Regions from separate parts of the Homo sapiens genome. Here region 2 is linked to region 1. Evidence: chromatin contacts called from ENCODE Hi-C or POLR2A ChIA-PET data. All regions are on one chromosome and are shown on one strand. The core of a region is the stretch at or near the end of the contact, and the rest is flanking DNA. Distances in the headings are between cores, read along the strand shown. Region 1 holds the start of KLHL24 (kelch like family member 24). Region 2 holds the start of EIF4A2 (eukaryotic translation initiation factor 4A2).

Region 1 (6,219 bases), core at 3,237-5,736:
GAGGACCTCATCGGGTAGGTGAGCCCCAAGTTGATCCCAAAGGGCCTACTGGCACTTTCTCGCTCTCTCAGTTCCCTTTAAGAAGTAGAGATCAGGGCTGGGCGCGGTGGCTTACGCCTGTAATCCCAGCACTTTGGGAGACTGAGGCGGGCAGATCACAAGGTCAGGAGTTCGAGACCAGCCTGGCCAGCATGGTGAAACCCCGTCTCTACTAAAAATACAAAAAATTAGCCGGGCGTGGTTGCAGGCACCTGTAATCCCAGCTACTCGGGAGGCTGAGGCAGGAGAATGGCCTGAATCCGGGAGGCGGAGCTTGCAGTGAGCCGAGATTGTGCTACTGCACTCCAGCCTGGGCGACAGAGCAAGAGCGAGACTCTGTCTCAAAAAAAAAAAAAAAAAAAATTAGCTGGGCATGGTGGTGTGCGCCTGTAATCCCAGCTACTCGGGAGGGTGAGGCAGGAGAATTGCTTGAACCTAGGAGGTAGAAGTTGTAGTAAGCTGAGATCGCACCACTGCACTCTGGCCTGGGTGACAAGAGTAAGACTCCTTCTCAAAAAAAATACAAAAAACAAGTAGAGATCATTCAATCAGTTAACAGACACATATTGAACACCTACTAGGTGCACTGGGATACAAAATGAGTAAGATGATCCCTGACCTCAGAGGATCATCAGTTGGGAAAGGCACATAAATAAAGCTGGACAGCCTGGGCAAGGTGGTTCACACCTGTAATCCCAACACTTTGGAAGGCTGAGGCAGGAGGTTCACTTGAGGCCAGGAGTTTGAGACCAGCCTGGCCAACATAGCAAGACCCCCATCTTTAAAAAAAATTTTTTTAATTAGCTAAGCAAGGTGGCATGCACCTGTAGTTCTAGCTATTCAGGAAGCTGGGAGAGGAGGATCACTTGAGCACAGGGGTTCAAGGTTTCAGTGAGCCAAGATCATGGCACTGCACTCCAGCCTGGGCAACAGAGCAAGAACCTGTCTCCAAAAAATAATAAAATAAAATACAACAAACCTGGACAATTAGTGTAACAACTGCTGGGAAAGAGGTAAAGACAGGCTACTGTGGGAAGATAGAAGGAAGATACTTAGCCCAGGGGGAAATGGGGGGAAAGGAGAGTTCCCAGGAGAGCAATTTCCAAGCTGCCTCCTGAAAGGAGGGGCAGGAGCTAGCCTAGTGAATGGGGTGAAGGGAAGGAGGGGGCATAATACGCAAAGGGAGCAGGCTATGGCCGGGAATGGTCTGGAGACAGAGAGAGCAACAGTCCTCTGGGCAACTGTAGGTAGTCCACTGAGGCTGTGTTCCAGCTGTAGAGGTAGGCCCTAGGGTGCATCAAGAAGGACCTTGTATGTATTGTCAGACAGTTGGGACTTTATGAAGGTAGAGATGACCCACTAGGTGCTTCGTGGCCTCTCTCTCACGCCAAGACCCTCGCCCAGCTTAACGCCATGTACCTCTGCACATCCCCAGACATTCCTGCTCCCTGAGTCCCTTTAAAGTAAAAGTCACAAAGGCACACCTCAACCTGGCTTGAGCCAAAGCACATTCTTATTCTGTCGCTTACATCACCAGATTTTCCCACAAAGAATCCTGAGGTGTTAAGTCAAGATCTTCCTACGACCCTCAAATTCCTATGCAGGAGGACTATAAACTTCTGGCCTATAACACAATGAAGAAATATATGCATAAAAGTAAACAGGTGGAGAACAAGATAAAGTGTGACAACATCAGCAACATCCAAGTCAGCTGTGACTATTCAAAACTGGAAGGATCAAGTTCCAAAGTCCAGGCCGGGCGCAGTGGCTCACACCTGTAATCTCAGCACTTTGGGAGGCCAAGGCGGGCGGATCACCTGAGGTCAGGAGTTCAAGACCAGCCTGACCAATATGGTGAAACCCCGTCTCTATTAAAAATACAAAAACTAGCTGGGCGTGGTGGCAGGCACCTGTAGTCCCAGGTACTCAGGAGGCTGAGACACGAGAATTGCTTGAACCTGGGAGGTGGAAGTTGCAGTGAGCCGAGATCGTGCCACTGCACTCCAGCCTGGGCAACAGAGCAAGACTCCATCTCAAAAATAAAAATAAATTAAAAATAAATAAATAAGTAAATAAAAAGTTCCAGGTCGAGCGCAGTGGCTCAGGCCTGTAATCCCAGCCCTTTGGGAGGCTGAGATGGGCGGATCATGAGGTCAGGAGATCGAGACCATCCTGGCTAACACGGTGAAACCCCGTTTCTACTAAAAATACAAAAAATTAGCCGGGCGTGGTGGCGGGCGCCTGTGGTCCCAGCTGCTCGGGAGGCTGAGGCAGGAGAATGGTGTGAGCCCGGGAGGCGGAGCTTCAGTGAGCCAAGATTGCACCACTGCACTCCAGCCTGGGCGACAGAGTGAGACGTCACACACACACAAAAAAAGTTCCAAAGTCCAGAAATTGTCTTAAATCACAAGGAATAACAAAACTGAAGAAGGCTAATCCGTGAGCCTGGGGTGCTCATAAGGAGCTGCTAAGAGAAGACCACGTGAACCTATTCAGCAGCTACCTCCTGAGGAGCGGGAATTATTAAGCATACATCAACAAATATAAAAAATCAGTGTAAGAACAGCATTGTACTTCTCGACAGCAATACCAGAATCTAGGTGTTAATAAAGCAGTATCTTCGAAATCCCGAATAAATATAATTTATAATCTAGATTGTATGATTAGGCAACATCATCATTCAAAGGTAAAATAGAGTGATGATATTTTTAGACATGAAAAGTTCAAAAATATTTACTTCTCATGGACCTTTTCTTAGGAAGCTATTTAAGAGGAATGTGCTCTACCAAAATATGAGGCAATGCTCGAAATCACAGAAGAAAATGCTAGGATGCTGGAGAAGGGAAGACCCAAGACAGAGAAGCAAGCTTCCCAAACAGTCATTGGAACTGCGGACCAATGACTCTAAGAAAAAAGTACAGATACACACACACACACACACACACACACACACACACACACACATACACACACGATGGATTATCTGATGGGTTTGATTATATGGAGTTGTATTGAAAGCATTTTATCGTTTTAGAAAAACTAAGAGGACATTGTGATAGATCCATAATAAAATAAGCAAAGAAAGAGGATAATTATTAAAACTCCAAGGAAAACCAAAAGCCATACAAGATGGGAAATTGTATACGATTTGTCTCAACAATGAATAATAAATACATGGTCTCATTAGCGTAAACATTAATGATTTAACCAGATTATGAGAAGGATAGCTTCCTTAATAGGAAATAGTCATACATTATTTGGAAATATATAAATACCAGAAGAAATAGCTCAAATAATTGAATAAGAGATGGAAAAGAGGCCTAAAAAGTATGTTTAAAAGGCCTGTATATAGGCCTTCCATATTATTTCCGCCTCTGGTCATCAGAACACAACGCCTAATTTAATAGAGGCATGACGGTATTCATGACATGTAGAAGATAGAGATTTTTAAATTTGGTATCAGAAACCAAAAACTAGTTAAATGGTTGCAATCATCCTTTAAAAGAATACCTGCAGGCGGGGCGCAGTGGCTCATGCCTGTAATCCTAGCACTGTGGGAGGCCAAGGCAGGCGGATCACTTGAGGCCAGAAGTTCGAGACCAGCCTGGCTAACACAGCCTCTACTAAAAATACAAAACATTACCTGGGCGTGGTGGCGGGCACCTGTAGTCTCAGCTACTCGGGAGGCTAAGGCGGGAGAATCGCCTGAACCCGGGAGGCAGAGGTTGCAGTGGGCCGAGATTGCGCCACTGCACTCCACCCTGAGTGGCAGAGCGAAACTCTGTCTCAAAACGAAACAAAACAAAAAGCTTGCAGACACAAAACGACAACACAATGTCCTTTAGGAACTCCATCTACCTTGGAAAACAGGGATTTGTGACAGCTTTGGTCGACGTGCATGTGCGTTTAAAATAAAAAGGTAACCTAGGATTTGATACCAGGGACAGTAACAGCTTTATCAAAAAAAAAGAGGTGGTTTTCCTTGCTCCTTCTAAGGACTGGGGTTTTAGTCTCGTCCACCCTGCAGGCCCTCAGGCCTGATTTCCGATTGTCTATCAAAGGGTCAAATAAAAAGCTCTCTAAGCTTCGACCCAAGCTTTAAAGTCGAAGGGCTGATCGCGGGCTTTTTCCTTGGGACGTGGCAGGGGCCTTTGAGGGAAGGAAAGAAACGACTCTGGCTTCTCACTCGGCTCCTTACACAAGAGGCATTTTTTTAACTGTCTCTGCTTAAAACAAGGTGTTTTTGAGTCAGCAGCCCTTTGGGTGGGTCTCGTCCTCTTGGGCACCCGACACCCACCCCACGGCGGGAGCCCCAGGTGGCCCCGGAGGCCACCGGGAAGCGTGAACTACATCTCCCAGGGTTCCCCGGGGCGGAGGACGCCCACCCGGATTGGCCAGGGTTCGCTGACGCTCAGTGTTTTGGCCCGGACGGTCACATGTTTCCTTTGTTGTGAGCTGCGGCAGAGACTGGTGGCTGGAGGAGACGCCGGCGCTGGAGAGTGCGCTGCGCCGCCCGCCGCTGAGGGACCGCGGGGTTAGCCACTGCTGGCTGCTTCCAGTGTTCGCCGAGAGGTACCGGGGGTGACAGCTCCGGGACCGGCCGAAAGGCGAGGAACCGGTCAGAGTCTGAGTCCTCGGGGGCGGAGGGGCGACGGCGGTCCTGACCACCGGGGTGTCTGCGGGAGGGCAGCCAGCGGCGGCCGGCCTCTCAGAGCCAGACTGGCGGTCTGCGGAGAGGCTGCAGCTGGGCTACAGGGCCCCTTTCTGAGGCGAGGGGCCTCCAGGGTTCACCTGGGGGGTCTTCCTCCCCCGCTTGGTAGCTACAGCCCTGAGGGAGGGCGCGCGCGCCTCCTGGCACTACGGCCCGGAACCGCGGCGCGGCTGGTGCGGCCTGGCTAGGGCGGGGTGGTTGCCGGGACTGGGGGTAGCCGCAGGTGCGGTAGGCTAGTCGCCGCGGGGCCGGGCGCCGCCGGGGGAGGCGGCTGGGCAGACGGGTGCTGCTTGTTGCCGATGGGCTGCGAACGGGGCGCTGCTTTTTATTTCAGGAAGCCCGGGGGAGTGCGACCGCCTCAAATCCAGCCTTCTTGTTTGGTGGGACGACCGTCGGTTCTGTCCGGGAGGAATGACGGGGTCAAGGTGGGGTCCCCAGGGCCGCGGGCCCGTGAAGCCCCATTAAAGCGATTGCGAAATGCACTCGGCACTGTCACCTGACCGTTACCCCCGCCCCCGTCCCCTGCGAGCCTTTGTTTACCACGATCGCGACACCCGGCCCGCTGCGGCCGTCCCCGGGGAGCCGGGGCGGGCGGGGGAGCGGGCGTTCCGCCGGCGCAGTCCCCGCCTAACCTCCCCACCTTCTTACCACTCCAGGACTCAGTTTCTTAATTTAGTTCCTAATGGACCCGCCCTCAAGTTCTGGACACCCCGGGTGAAGACTGTTAACGCGGCGGGGATTGGGCGCCTGCGGCAGCTTGTGGGCGGTACCCGAGGGAGAGTTCGAGTTTTTATTGGCGAGTTTTTATTGTCACTAGGTGGGCCTGCCCTGGGCCATTCTTCCCGCCCCCTTGAAGGTGATCTGGAGGACGCGCGGGAGCGCGCGCTGTCGCTGCTTTTGCAGCTGCGGCCCGAGTGGAGCCGGGTGGCGCGGGTGCGGGAGGCGCGCGCTCCCGCCCCTGCTGCGGGCGGCTGGTAGCCTCGGTGGCCGCCGCCGCCGCTGCTGCTGCCTGATCCTGCAGGCAGTTCTGGGCACGCAGAGATCGGCTACCGTGGCCTGCCCTCCGAGGACCGGAAAATTAACACCCTTTAACTAGTGTCGCGTTATCTGCCGGGTGGTTCGCAGGAAGTCCTGCGAACACGTTGTTGCCAGTTCTGTAAACGTGTTTAGATAGCTAAATATAGATCACAGTGCCACATCTTAGGGGGCCCCACGGTCACCCCTGAGGCAGTGGCTGTTCACAATTGATTTTAGTGGATTTTAATGATTAATCACTTGCTCTTGTGGGCAGCTTTTCAAAAATCACGTCTTTGTATTTGCAGCTACAGACTGGGTCCACCAGCTAAGAGGTTGGTTTTTATTAGGGTTGTAAAATAGATTTAAAATCTGCTTGTTGTTGGCTGAGATTTAAAAGCAGATTTCTACTATTTAAAAAAGATAGTTTGAAGATACTCCCCTAAAAAGTAAAG
Region 2 (6,458 bases), core at 2,602-5,101, 3.1 Mb after region 1:
GGGATCTCAGCTCACTGCAACCTCCGCCTCCCGAATTCAAGCAATTCTCCTGCCTGAGTAGCTGGGATTACAGGTGTGCGCCAACACAACCGGCTAATTTTTGTATTTTATCCCCACCGAGACGGAGTCTTGCTCTGTCGCCCGGGCTAGAGTGCAGTGGCGTGATCTTGGCTCACTGCAACCTCCGCCTCCCAGGTTCAAGCAATTCTCCTGCCTCAGCCTCCTGAGTAGCTGGGATTACAGGAGCACACTACCACATCAGACTGATTTTTGTATTTTTAGTAGAAAGGGAGTTTCACCAGGTTGGCCAGACTGGTCACGAACTCCTGACCTCAAGTGACCCGCCCGCCTCGGCCTCCCAAAGTGTTGGGATTAGGCATGAGCCACCATGCCTAGCCTAATTTTTTTATTTTTAGTAGAGACTGGATTTCTCCGTGTTCGCCAGGCTGGTCTGGAACTCCTAATCTCAATTGTTCGGCTTGCCTCAGCCTCCCAAAGTGCTGGGATCACAGGCGTGAGCCACCATGCCCAACCACAAATGTTTTTTAAGTTATAGTGTAAGAACATGGCAGTAAGTTCAACCCTCCAAATTGCGTCAGGGGTCACAGGCAAGCAGAACCTAGCCTCTAATTTCCTCAGAAACTGTGTAATAAAAAGAGGTTACAGAGATTATCCTGGGTTTGCCAAAAAAGAAAAAAAGGAAAAGAAAAAGAAAAAGAGGTGAGTAGCACCACCATCTCTATCCAGCTCTGGGCAGTGTTTTTTTTTTGTTTTTTTGTTTTTTTTTAAGGTGGAGTCTTACTCTGTCATCCAGGCTGGAATGCAGTGGCGCGATCTCTGTTCACTGCAATCTCCACCTCCCGGGTTCAAGTGATTCTCATGCCTCAGCCTCCTGAGTAGCTGGGACTACAGGTACATGCCACCACACCCAGCTAATTTTTTATATTTTTAGTAGAGATGGGCTTTCACCATGTTAGCAAGGATGGTCTCAATCTGCTGACCTCGTGATCCACCTGGCTTAGCTTCCCAAAGTGCTGGGATTACAGGCGTGAGCCGCCGGGCCTGGCCCAGTTATTTTTAAACACTGAAATTACAGATGTAAGGACAGCATGTACTATATACTTTGTGCTTTATACTTTATTATTACTAAATAACAACATTAATACGTAATAATTAGATCCAAAACACATACCTTAACAAATGTCTATATATCAATAGATTATCTAGACACCGCTTTAAATGTGCAGCTATCACTTAAAATCAACTGATGGGTTCAAAATAATGTAAGAATCTCAAGATGGCATACAAATGCGCCCTGAATGATGAGAGTACATGGTACTTTTTATAGGAAGATGTCACTATCAACACAAAGCATATTTTTTATTATTTATTTATTTTTAGACAGAGTCTTGCTCTGTCACCCAGGCTGGAGTGCAATCTCCGCCTCCCGTGTTCAAGCGATTCTCCTGCCTCAGCCTCCGGAGTAGCTGGGACTACAGGCGCACACCACCACACCCAGCTAATTTTTGTACTTTTAGTAGAGACAGGGTTTCGTCATGTTGGCCAGGATGGTCTTGATCTCCTGACCTCGTGATCTGCCCATCTTGGCATCCCAAAGTGCTGCGATTACAGGCATGAGCCACCGCGCCCGTCTGAAAGCATATTCTTTTAAGGTTTTGTTATTGTTTTTCCATGTAGCACTGACAGATTTGTACTAATTCTTTGCTTCTCTGGTTGCTAGATAGCTTTAGAATTGTCAGCTGAGGCTCTTGAAGAGCAAAACTAAACTACCTTAGTTGGCTTAGATAGGGAAATAATCTGACTTTTAGGATTATTTGCAGTATAAATGATTTCAAACACTAAAGGTTGACAAAGAAGCATTTATAGTTCACTGAGAAGGCTATCTTATTTCAGATTCCAGGTAAGCAGAATCACTTAAATTTAAAAGAGCACGCTCTGTGTTGATATGCAAAACTTTGTTAAAGTATACGTTTTGATCTTTAATTCATTTATTAGTTACAAATGTTATTTACTATTTAGTAAGCACACGCAAATGTGGTAATCACTGCATTTATTAGGAATACACTGTAAGGTTACAGGCAGTGTGGGTGTGGATTTTGACTGTATTTGAAGTTTTCTTACCTTGAAACTTACTTAGCACTTGTAAACCTATACCATAGAGTTTAGCCTTTATTTCCTCTTAAGAGACTTGAAAATCCTACACCATCTAGTGTAGTGCTAATCCTAAAGAAAACAACCAACGATTAAGTGTTAATTGTTGATTGGTATCACCCTATGATCAATTGTTTTCACCCTAAGGCTCAAGTGAAACCAAACGGTTGGTCACTTTTTCGATTTAGTATTTTTTCAATTTCTTAGATCTCAGGATATTTTTAGTAGATTTTGGATGAGACAACAAGGATGTCTGACGACCATCATTCTCAGAAAATATCTGGCATCACCTCAAATCTGGATTTCGAACATTACAGAGGGATGAATGAGGAGCAGTACCACTGGACTGAGGGCCTGGCCCACTTTGCCATCTTGGTATTCTTAATCTTTGTCCTAGTTCCTGGCACGATAAGAATTTTCAAATAAATAAATAATTTTTGTATTAAAAAAGTAGTATTTAGAACCGAATATCTTCTATAATATAGAAAATTGAGTCAGCTTTCCCAGTAATGATTCTTTAAGTTGGCCTTCTGAAATATGAGAAAATGTTACCCTGATAGTCTCGATGATATTTTGCACCATGGGTAGGGTTGTATTTTAAAGTTAAATGACTACATATATTGTTTTTTGTTTTTGTCGAGAGACCTGAGATGGGGCTAATTGAAAACGTCTGGAGCTTAAAGACCCGTGCAGTTTACGCAGCAAGGATATTATTGCTCTGAATTTCAATAAATCAACATTTCACTATATATCGGCAAAGTCTACAGCCTTTAAAAAATGACCAATATAGACGGAATCAAAACCGATGTAGTCCCAAAGCGGCACAGAGCTGTATCTGCCAAAGCGTCCATTTAAATTCGTGCGTTCCAAGGAAAATTACTGCTTAGTTTCTATCCATTTGCAAAAGTTTATGATTTTTTTCAGGCATTCCTCACACCTGTTAGGTTAAAATCAGTAACACTCTTAAAAAGAAAGCGAGAGACCGGAAATGATATGAGAATAGAATTGGCCACTCCAGAGACATCTGCAAATGACACTCCATTTTTCCTTCTCGCGCTGCAAAATGTACCGGTAAACCGGACTTCCCGGGACTCGCTGGGTGGCCGACATTTTCCCTAGCAGGAATTTTACGTTTCCAAGATCTGAATGGATGTTAACGGTCGGGCTAAATGCCAGGCAGGTCTTCATTGTGGAATTAAACAGCGGTGGGAGCAAGCGGAATAACCGAGTTCCCCTCCCGCACCTGAGTGCCGGCAGCGAGCCGCGAGCCGGGACCTGTCACCCGCGGGAAGCCCCGGCCGCCCGACGAACAGCATCTCCGGTTTCCGCCTCCGGCTCCGGCGCGGCTCCCCCGGCCCGCCTCTGCGTCAGGGACGCGGAAACCCCGTAGGAGCAGGGCGGGCGGGGAAAGCGAGGTTTAACTAACTCCGCAGCTATATTCTTCCGCCGCGAGGTAAAGAGTCCCAACCCAACCCCGGGCCCTAGGATTTCCAGCGACCCTGTAATATCGAGAAATTACCACATTTGGGTTTTTCTACCAACTTGCTTAGGATTTTATCCGAGGTAACGACCCCAGGATCACAATTTTGTAGCTGACCGAAGCACGGCGAGAAAATTCCTCCGCAAGAAACGGGTTCCGGCCACGAGCCTATAAAAAACGGGTGGTTGGGCGCCGCTGTCTTTTCAGTCGGGCGCTGAGTGGTTTTTCGGATCATGTCTGGTGGCTCCGCGGATTATAACAGGTATGCAGTCTGTTGGCGGTCGCGGTCTGTAGTGAAGGTCATAGGGCGCCAGGGGAGATGATAGTGGATGGCACGGAGGCAAAAACTCTAAATTAATGGACGTTTTCTTAGGGTACAGCACTCCTGTGCCCTTCCAGAAGCTTCCATGATGGGTAGGGCCCGGATTGTGGGGAGATAGGACGGTGGTGCGAAAGCAGTGGCTAAAGGGCGTTTTTCCTCTCTAAGACATTACGAAACTTCGGCTGCTTTCCTTCCCAGTGTAGAGCACGGGAAACATGGAGTAAAAAGCCGTGGCGCAGTCCGAGTTCGGTACACTGTAACCAGGACCCGAAGCTTTATTTTCGGTCATCCACACGAGTTGGGGGAGGGTCCTAGGCTTTACTTGGGGAAGGGTTGGAGGCAGCGGTCTCCACTCGGCCACGGCGCGGAGGCGACGGGACAGGACCGGTGCCGGTGAACCGTTGGCATCGCCCTCGCCAGGCCGCTCCGCCCGCGTCAATCACCCGGCTTGCGCATTGTTGGGGGCGGAGTTCGGCGCTCCGAGCTCTCGCGAGACGCTCCGCAGTTGAAACGGGATCGCCATGCGCTCGGGCCTGGGGGGCTGCCTTTCCGGGCATCCGCAGGCCCCAACCTTTAGGGAAGGCGCACAGTGTGGATATTCGCCCTGAGGCTGCTGCTTTAGCTTGTGCAGGGGAGGCTAACGTGCTGAGACGGGTTGCAAAGGGCTATGCGCTTAAGGTGCAGTTGAGGTGGCCTGGAAGGGGTGTCTGACTGCAGTATTCTTGTCAGCAGAGAACATGGCGGCCCAGAGGGAATGGACCCCGATGGTGTCATCGAGGTAAGAAACGGTTGTGGATCTTGAAGCTTTGGAAAGGTGAGTGTGTTCATCTCATTTATGCGTGCATTATTTTTTCTAACTTACAGAGCAACTGGAATGAGATTGTTGATAACTTTGATGATATGAATTTAAAGGAGTCTCTCCTTCGTGGCATCTATGCTTACGGTTTTGAGAAGCCTTCCGCTATTCAGCAGAGAGCTATTATTCCCTGTATTAAAGGTAAAAGAAACTGGCATTTTTAGGAAATTGTTCTACATAGACATGAACCATAAAAGGGAAAGTAACCTCTGGGGGACTAGCACCTGTTTGTATTCCTTAAAGTGAAATGATGGCAATCATCTTTCGGGACTGACCTGAAATGAAGAGAATACTCATTGCTGATCACTTGATTATTTGGGCATAATGTTCCAAATGGAATACATGGTGTGAAGTAGAAGTGACAATTTGATGTGGGATCGGTAAATGTGTATCCTACTTTTTTTAGGGTATGATGTGATTGCTCAAGCTCAGTCAGGTACTGGCAAGACAGCCACATTTGCTATTTCCATCCTGCAACAGTTGGAGATTGAGTTCAAGGAGACCCAAGCACTAGTATTGGCCCCCACCAGAGAACTGGCTCAACAGGTATTGATAGTGTAGTTCAAAAAAACTGCTTGCGTGTTGCATAGGTTTCAGGTTTCACAACTGTGAAGAATTTAAAACTTAGTATAAATTGGTCCTACCAGATCCCTCCTTTTAATTGTCCATGCATGCAGGGAGTTTTTGTTGAAAGTTTTAAAAGAACTGGGTATGCAGGTATGGTTTGTAGGGTTGTATACTAATAGATTGAGAATCCGAAGCGCTCTCTTGGATGTACTAGATCTGTCCCCATTTTTTAAGTTTGAATGCAGTTGTGCAACATGAAAACTGCAGTGACATGTTACCATTTGACTGTCTCCGTAGTTCGTGATGCATCTGTTGCATGCTATGTTTTCAAAGCTCACTGCTATATTGGCTTTGAAGTAAACCTTCCTAATAAAGCTGTAGGCTTTATTGAGGTCAGGATTATATAAGGCACAATACCCTCTGGGGGAAAAAAATCATTTGCCCTAGCTGTAATTACAGAACATAAATTTCACTACGTACTCCCTACCTACAGTGAAGAATAATGTAGGAAACGTTATTCTTGGATTGTCTAGCTGATGCGTGGAGCAGCAGCATCCCAAGTTTGACAAGGCATAAGAAAGACATTAAGGGAATTTTACCTTGCAGCAGTTAGGTCGTCTGCATTTTAAGCTTGGAAGTAGTTTTGTGCTGTGCATGCATAAAAGCTGTTGGCAGACCAGATTATATTTGCCTTTATGCTTTAAAAATTAGTCATTGATCCTGGAGTTCTGCGGAATAATAATTAAGGCTTGGGTTTTAGATCCAAAAGGTAATTCTGGCACTTGGAGACTATATGGGAGCCACTTGTCATGCCTGCATTGGTGGAACAAATGTTCGAAATGAAATGCAAAAACTGCAGGCTGAAGCACCACATATTGTTGTTGGTACACCCGGGAGAGTGTTTGATATGTTAAACAGAAGATACCTTTGTAAGTATTGTCTTTAAGAGAGTATTTTTTTTAAAACTGTTAACATAGTTGAAAAGTCAAATTGTATCACTGAGTAGATCTAGAAATGACAGTATGACTTTGTTTCTAACAGCTCCAAAATGGATCAAAATG

The links. A loop is a pair of places that touch in the nucleus more often than their neighbours do. ChIA-PET counts read pairs that join two places held with the same protein, here RNA polymerase II (POLR2A). Pooled maps may share reads with other maps.
Region 2: a map of CD8-positive, alpha-beta T cell shows a loop between it and region 1 (22-fold over the local background). The contact joins the promoter of EIF4A2 here to the promoter of KLHL24 in region 1. A Hi-C loop is called at or near these places in 1 of 168 maps with a recorded cell type or tissue (CD8-positive, alpha-beta T cell) and 9 of 50 pooled maps. POLR2A ChIA-PET finds 5 or more read pairs at or near these places in 1 of 52 experiments (activated CD4-positive, alpha-beta T cell).

Annotation. Positions count from the first base shown.
Region 1 is chr3:183,631,137-183,637,355 of GRCh38, forward strand. It overlaps KLHL24 (kelch like family member 24), which reads left to right and starts at 4,487. Exons shown (of 8, transcript NM_017644.3): 1 at 4,487-4,657. LOC107986162 (a long non-coding RNA gene) reads right to left here and starts at 5,473. Exons shown (of 2, transcript XR_001741042.2): 1 at 5,399-5,473; 2 at 3,027-5,148. It overlaps LOC105374248 (a long non-coding RNA gene), which reads left to right. Exons shown (of 3, transcript XR_924773.3): 3 at 1,577-1,849. RefSeq lists an enhancer at 4,333-4,392 and silencers at 4,813-4,922, 4,933-5,002, 5,193-5,512, 5,563-5,892.
Region 2 is chr3:186,779,726-186,786,183 of GRCh38, forward strand. EIF4A2 (eukaryotic translation initiation factor 4A2) reads left to right here and starts at 3,852. Exons shown (of 11, transcript NM_001967.4): 1 at 3,852-3,914; 2 at 4,707-4,752; 3 at 4,839-4,971; 4 at 5,237-5,376; 5 at 6,158-6,326; 6 at 6,439-6,458. The coding sequence starts at 3,886. SNORD2 (small nucleolar RNA, C/D box 2) reads left to right here and starts at 5,071; the gene lies at 5,071-5,140. RefSeq lists an enhancer at 4,528-4,757.